Regions from separate parts of the Homo sapiens genome. Here region 1 is linked to region 2. Evidence: chromatin contacts called from ENCODE Hi-C or POLR2A ChIA-PET data. All regions are on one chromosome and are shown on one strand. Each heading gives the region's core, a stretch centred on a gene start or an enhancer-like site at or near the end of the contact. The rest is flanking DNA. Distances are from core to core; before and after follow the strand shown.

Region 1 (3,149 bases), core at 131-2,630, 80 kb after region 2:
CAATGAGAGGAACCCAGGAAATGTGGGCCCATCCAATCCCACAGGGTGCTTCTGCACAGCTCCCTGGCACAAAGCCCTTGTGCGGAGGGACCCCATCTGACTTCCTGACCCAGAGCCCTGTCCTTCATGCACCCTTCCCCAAATCCCTCAGCCTTGTCCCCACTCCCAGTTCACTGACACCCCCTCAAGTGTTCCCAGCCCCCACTCCCCCTTAGGTAGCTATGAAATGTTTGCCAGTCCTTCATATGGAGTGGAGGAACACGTGATGCATTTAAAATCCCAAGGGGGCTCCAGCCATAATAAATGGATCAGGGCTTTTGGATCCCGATTCACACAAACAGACTGCTAAAAAGACATTTTTGAATCAATTGGAGTACTTTGAATACGAACTGTGTGTTAGGTAATACCCAGGAATTTGTGTTAATTTTGCTAGATGTGATAATGGCATATTATGTAAGAAAATGTCCATGTGTTTTAGAGATGCGTGCTGAAGTATGTAGGGGTAAAATGACATGATGTCTGGAATTTGTTTTAAAATACTTCAGAAAAGCGGGGAGTAGGTGAAATAAGTGTGACAAAACCTTAATAGTTGTTGAAGCGGGGTGATGGGTACACAGCAGTTCATTATACAATTCTACTTTTGTGTATGCTTGAAACCTCTCAATTAAAAAAAGAGGGTAGAGAGTCATCAAGATAATTTACTAAAAGTTTCCTGTAATGTCCCCAGAAGACCCCCCTAACTCACACACACACACACCCACACACACACTGCCTTTTGAGAACTTTCTCTAGAAGGCCAACCCAGGCAGTCCCCCAACTGTAAGGAAGACTCGTGTATGTATGTGCATATGTGCATTTCCCCAGGGAAAAACATCCACAGCTTCCATGACGAGAGGGGTCGTGACCCCTCCCCGCCAAAAGATTAAGGACCTGCGATCCTACAGACCGGAGCCCTGTTTGAAGTCTGCGTTGCCCCTCACCTCAAGCTGGTCACTGTGTGAAGTTGGCCTAGAATCCCCCGGCCCCTGGGAGCTTGTTCCTCCGCCTGTAAAATGGGGCTGCAGGGCCGTCCACGCGGCCACCGGAAGGACAAGGTGTTCAGGCCGCTAGGCCGCTCCCTGGCAAGCGATTCCCACTCGCAGCGCGGCCTCGACCCTCGCCCAAGACGCGCCCTCCGCGCCCCCACCCCCTCCAGGCCCTGGCCAGTCCACCTCCCGCTTGGGGCGGCAATTTGTCTCCTTTTGAACCCCCCGCCCCCGACGGGTTTCCCCCTTTGATTCGCGGCCCGGAGGCTTCCCCCCGCTTTGAAATGCAAACCCGCCTCGGCTGGGGCCGCGGGCGGCCCGGAGCTATAAAAGGCCTGGGTGGGGCGGGCGCGGCGGCAGGACAGCCGAGTTCAGGTGAGCGGTTGCTCGTCGTCGGGGCGGCCGGCAGCGGCGGCTCCAGGGCCCAGCATGCGCGGGGGACCCCGCGGCCACCATGTATGTGGGCTATGTGCTGGACAAGGATTCGCCCGTGTACCCCGGCCCAGCCAGGCCAGCCAGCCTCGGCCTGGGCCCGCAAGCCTACGGCCCCCCGGCCCCGCCCCCGGCGCCCCCGCAGTACCCCGACTTCTCCAGCTACTCTCACGTGGAGCCGGCCCCCGCGCCCCCGACGGCCTGGGGGGCGCCCTTCCCTGCGCCCAAGGACGACTGGGCCGCCGCCTACGGCCCGGGCCCCGCGGCCCCTGCCGCCAGCCCAGCTTCGCTGGCATTCGGGCCCCCTCCAGACTTTAGCCCGGTGCCGGCGCCCCCTGGGCCCGGCCCGGGCCTCCTGGCGCAGCCCCTCGGGGGCCCGGGCACACCGTCCTCGCCCGGAGCGCAGAGGCCGACGCCCTACGAGTGGATGCGGCGCAGCGTGGCGGCCGGAGGCGGCGGTGGCAGCGGTAAGGACCCTTCCCTCGCCCTGCGCCTCTGGACCTGCAGGTGCTCGGGCGCGGCCCAGGCCGCCCCCTGTCTGACCTCTGCTCCGGCCCTGCTCGGGTTCCCGGGAGTGTGGCCCTCCTGTCCACTCTCGCCCTGGGGGGCTGCTCTTTGGCTCCCTCTCCTCAGTCTCAGGCTATCGGAGCCTTCAGCAGCACAGCCTAACCCTCTCTCTGTACAGATAGGGAAACCGAGACCCCCTGCGAAGTGCGGAAATGCGCCTGCGGCCGCGGAGCAAGACCCGAACTAGAACGCAGGCTCCCAGACTCGTGTCCCACACTCATTTAGCAACACCGACTCCGTGCTCTTCATCTGCTTCTTCCACTCCTAACCCAGCCCTAGGCAAAGGCGGCAGGTTCGCCCCAGAAGGGACGATTAACTAACTGTGTGAACAGGGCAGGTGACTTTCCTGGCCAGGGCTGGGTCTCCCCATCACACAGTCAAGACATTGCTGGGTCATATCCTTCAGGCTGAAAAAGAGCCCTCTTTGGCCAGACTGGGGCAAGGGGTCTGTACCTTACCTTCTCAGGGTCCTCCCTGAACTCTTGACCCCGGGGGAGGGGAAGCGGGAGCAGTGGGAAGGGGGGCTACTGTTTGGCTCCTGAGCCTGTGAACCTCCTGCCCCCAGGCAGGCCTCTCTGATCCGCCCTCTTCAAAGGCAGGGTAGGGGGCAGGACAAAGGGCCCAACTTTAATGAGGGGCGGCTTGACCTCCGTTATGGGTCCCCCCTTTGTCATGCAACTGGCTCTGCCTTGGCTCGGTAGTGACTCCTGTTGGCCGGAAAGTGAACACGACGTTCCATTGTCCGGACTGTGTCCGGCCTGTCCTGACAAAGGCCACCTAGCCTTGGGGGCGGGAAGCTGGCCTGCCCACCCTTTGATGTCCAGCCCCTCCTCCCCTTACCCCAGCTGCGAATAATCCTGGGACTTCTCCCACCTCCTCGCACTCTTCACCCCCATCTCCCCACACACACCCAGCTTGCCTCGGGGCAGATGCTGGGTTGGCCTTGATCAGGAGCTACGGGTTCTGGCCATAATCATATCCCCTTTTTGGAAGTCCCGGGGATACATAACCTCCTATCTGCCTCCAGGGAGATGCAGGGAACCAGACTCTGCCACTTGCTTCTGTGGCCTTGATTAAATAACAGCTAATGTTTTGGAACACTTAACTAACGGACCAGGCATGACC
Region 2 (3,431 bases), core at 884-3,383:
AGGAAGGAAGGAAGGAAGGAAGGAAGGAAGGAAGGAAGAAAGAAAGGAAGGAGATGGAGTCTTGCTCTGTCGCCTAGGCTGGAGTGCAGTGGCATGATCTCAGCTCACTGCAACCTCTGCCTCCCGGGTTCAAGTGATTCTCCCACCTCAGCCTCCTGAGTAGCTGGAACTACAGGAACCCACCACCACACCCGGCTAATTTTTGTATTTTTTAGTAGAGAGGGGGCTTCACCATATTGGCGAGGCTGGTCTGAAACTCCTGATCTTGTGATCCACCCGCCTCGGCCTCCCAGAGTGCTGGGATTACAGGTGTGAGCCACCATGCCTGGCCACAAGACTCCATCTCAATAAAAAAAATAAAATTAAATTGAGACCTGGCTCAGATACTTTTCCGTTTTTGCCCCACAGGCAGGTTGTGGGTGTAAGGATAGGACAAGGCAGTGAAATCAAACCTGTGGGACTCTCTGAGATGAAGGGGGTGGCGGGTACACTGTGTGTGCATTTGTCAGACCTCATTGAACTTAAGAACCTGTGCTTTCTACTGCATGTAAGTTACATTGCAAAATAAGAAGTCCAGGCCGGGCGCCGTGACTCACACCAGTAATCCCAACACTTTGGGAGGCCAAGGCAGGTGGATCACCTGAGGTCAGGAGTTCGAGACCAGCTTGGCCAACATGGTGAAATCCCATCTCTACTAAAAATACAAAAATTAGCCAGTCATGATGGTGTATGCCTGTAATCCCAGCTTGGGAGGCTGAGACAGGAGAAACACTTGAACCCGGGAGGTGGAGGTTGCAGTGAGCCGAGATTGTGCCACTGTACTCCAGCCTGGTGACAGAGAGAGACTCTGTCTCAGGAAAAAAAAAAAAAAAACCCAAATACTCAAGCTCAGTGTGATTGCCTGGGCCAGAGAAGGATGGTCAGTGGGCCATCTCCTCCTCATCAGGGACCAGAAGCGCCACGGCCTTAGGGTCCTTCTGTGAAGAGGCCAGTATGAGGCTGTCCTTTCTCCCCTTCAATCCCCATCCTCCCCCAAGGTCCCTTTGAATAAGCAGGCAATAGAAATGTGTTTGTTGGGCCAACAAGCCAAGCACAGCAGCCCCTCACCTCTAGTCATGTTCCCTCCCAGATGGAAATTCTGCAGAACTGCTACAGCCTGGGGACCTCCTGAGACTTGGCAGCCTGTGTCTGGGAGGGCTCTGGTCCAGGAGACCCTCACTGGCCTCTTCCCAATCCCTCCTCTAGCCCTATACCTATTTCACCCCGAATTCCCCTCTCCTGAGCCCTGGGCCAGAGAGGCCAACCTCTTGTCTCTCCCCTCTGACCCCTTACACAAGCCACCCAAGGAAGAACCACCACCCCTATCAGGCCCTTCCAAATCAGATCTTGCATAGAATCATCGAATCACAGGCTGGCAGAGCTGCCAGAGCCATCAGGAGCTCTCCAGGTCCTCCCAACTCAGTGTAGGTCTGGACCAGCAGTGCCGGCATCTCACATCTCCCAGGAGTGTGTTGGATATACAGAATCTCAGGTCGCACCTGAGACCGACTGAGTCTGAATCTGCATTGTAACAAAATCCTCAGGTAACTTGTATGCACAGGAAAGTATGAAAAGCACTGCTCTGGTCTAGTCTATCACTGTCCCCCTGCCCCCAACACCTGCAATTGAATAGAAGTGGACACTGAAGCCTCAAGAGTATCAGAGGCTTGCTCAGGACACACAGTGAGTCGCTGGCAGAGCTGGGACAGATCCACAGCACCAGGTGGACCAGTTCCACCACACCCATCTCTTTTCACCCCACTACCTCTCCAAAGCAGATACCCACAAGCCTGCAGTCCAGTGTTGGGGAGACTAAAACAGCCTGAGGACACCCAGTGAGGGGCAAGGACTGAATCCTTTCACAGGGGTCTTCTCCATCACACCCCAACAAAGTCCCCCACCCCCCGTTCTGCTCTTACCATGCCAAGCTGTGGCCACCAGCAGGAGCAGCAGAACTCCTGGGCCCATGGCCTCGGTGGGGAAGTGGCAGGCAGGTGCAGGGCTGCAAGGTGCCCAGGGCACAGAGCTCTCAGCTACTAGCTCCGCAGGGATCGGGACACTGGACACACGTTCCTCTCCTCTGCACTGGCTGTTTGTCTTGTTTTCCTCTTCCTCCTCCTTGGGCTGATCCTCTTCTTCCCCTTTTAGCTAGGCAAGGCAACCACAGAGTTTGGAAATCTTGGGTCTTTAAGAAGAAAACAAAGCCTTGAACCCAAGAGGGAGGGGTCGCAGTCTGGGGCAGGGCCAGCCTGAGCTTGGGGGGAGCTAGCTAAGTTTGGGGCCCTTCTAAAGCCATCTTCAAGGGGTCTTGGGAGAAGAGACATGTCCAAGAGCAGCCAGACCGTTAGTCAGTAGCACAAATGAGGGTCTTCAGAGTGATCAGGTGGCTCTGGCAGATCCCAAAGAGAAGTTAGGTTGCATGATATTGTGACATATATATTTTTTCTTTACCCTGATGTCCTGGCTTACAACTCCTAAAATCCTTGGAATCTCCAAAGTAATGCATATCTTTTAAAAATTTATTATTATTATTTTAGAGACGCAGTTTCACTCTGTTGCCCAGGCTGGAGCTCTGTGGCTCGATCATAGCTCACTGCAGCCTCAAACTCCTGGCTCAAGCCTTCAAGCTGTGAGATCTGACGTTATCTCTAGGTAAATATAGTGTTCAAATTGAATCGGAGGGCACCAGATTCGTGTCTGCTGCAGAATCTGAACAATTGGTTGATTGCTTGGTGTATGGGGAAATATGCCCCATCCTCTACATCTGGGGTCAGAAGTATTTTGTGTTGTGAGACTATAGGAGAAACGGAGTTTGTTTTCTTCCTGTATACAGGTTGGTCTGGGAGAGCCTGATAATATTGGCAATAAGCTTCCTTTTACAGGACATTTACTAGCCAAACCTTTTACATTCACTGTCTCCTTTAGTACTGCAAAACTTTATGTAGGTAAGTACTATTGTCATTCTCATTTCACAGATGGGAAAACTAAAGCTCAGAGAGATCAAATGCCTTAAGCTTGTCCATAGTCAAACAGCTACCAAATGGTGGAGATAGGATTTGGATCCCAGCAGTCTGGTTATAAAACTATCTTTTGTGCGTTACTTACATTGTTTATTTATTTTTACAAAGAATCTAATTGTTCTGCATAATTCTTAAAATATATAGCATTCCTTTGCTCCCTCTTTTCCTGGAGGCAATTGCTTTTACCTCTTTTAGTTGATTCGCTTAGTATTTTACTTCTTATCTCTAAAGAACATGGTCATTTCTTCTTCTTTTTTTCTTTTTTTTTTTCTGAGACAGGGTTTGGTTCTGTCACCCAGGCTGGAGTGCAGTAGTGTGATCTCGGCTCACTGCAACCTCCACCTCCCGGACTCAAGCCATCCTCCTACCTCA

The links. A loop is a pair of places that touch in the nucleus more often than their neighbours do. ChIA-PET counts read pairs that join two places held with the same protein, here RNA polymerase II (POLR2A). Pooled maps may share reads with other maps.
Region 1: a loop to region 2 is called in a map with no recorded cell type, with 2.0 times the contacts of the local background. The contact joins the promoter of CDX1 here to the promoter of CSF1R in region 2. A Hi-C loop is called at or near these places in 1 of 168 maps with a recorded cell type or tissue (endothelial cell of hepatic sinusoid), 1 of 37 single-sample maps with no recorded cell type and 1 of 50 pooled maps. POLR2A ChIA-PET finds 5 or more read pairs at or near these places in 2 of 52 experiments (H1 and activated naive CD4-positive, alpha-beta T cell).

What each region holds. Positions count from the first base shown.
Region 1 is chr5:150,165,398-150,168,546 of GRCh38, forward strand. CDX1 (caudal type homeobox 1) reads left to right here and starts at 1,381. Exons shown (of 3, transcript NM_001804.3): 1 at 1,381-1,924. The coding sequence starts at 1,480.
Region 2 is chr5:150,084,421-150,087,851 of GRCh38, forward strand. CSF1R (colony stimulating factor 1 receptor) reads right to left here and starts at 2,134. Exons shown (of 21, transcript NM_001288705.3): 1 at 1,959-2,134. The coding sequence starts at 2,007. RefSeq lists a promoter at 2,007-2,439 and an enhancer at 2,192-2,221.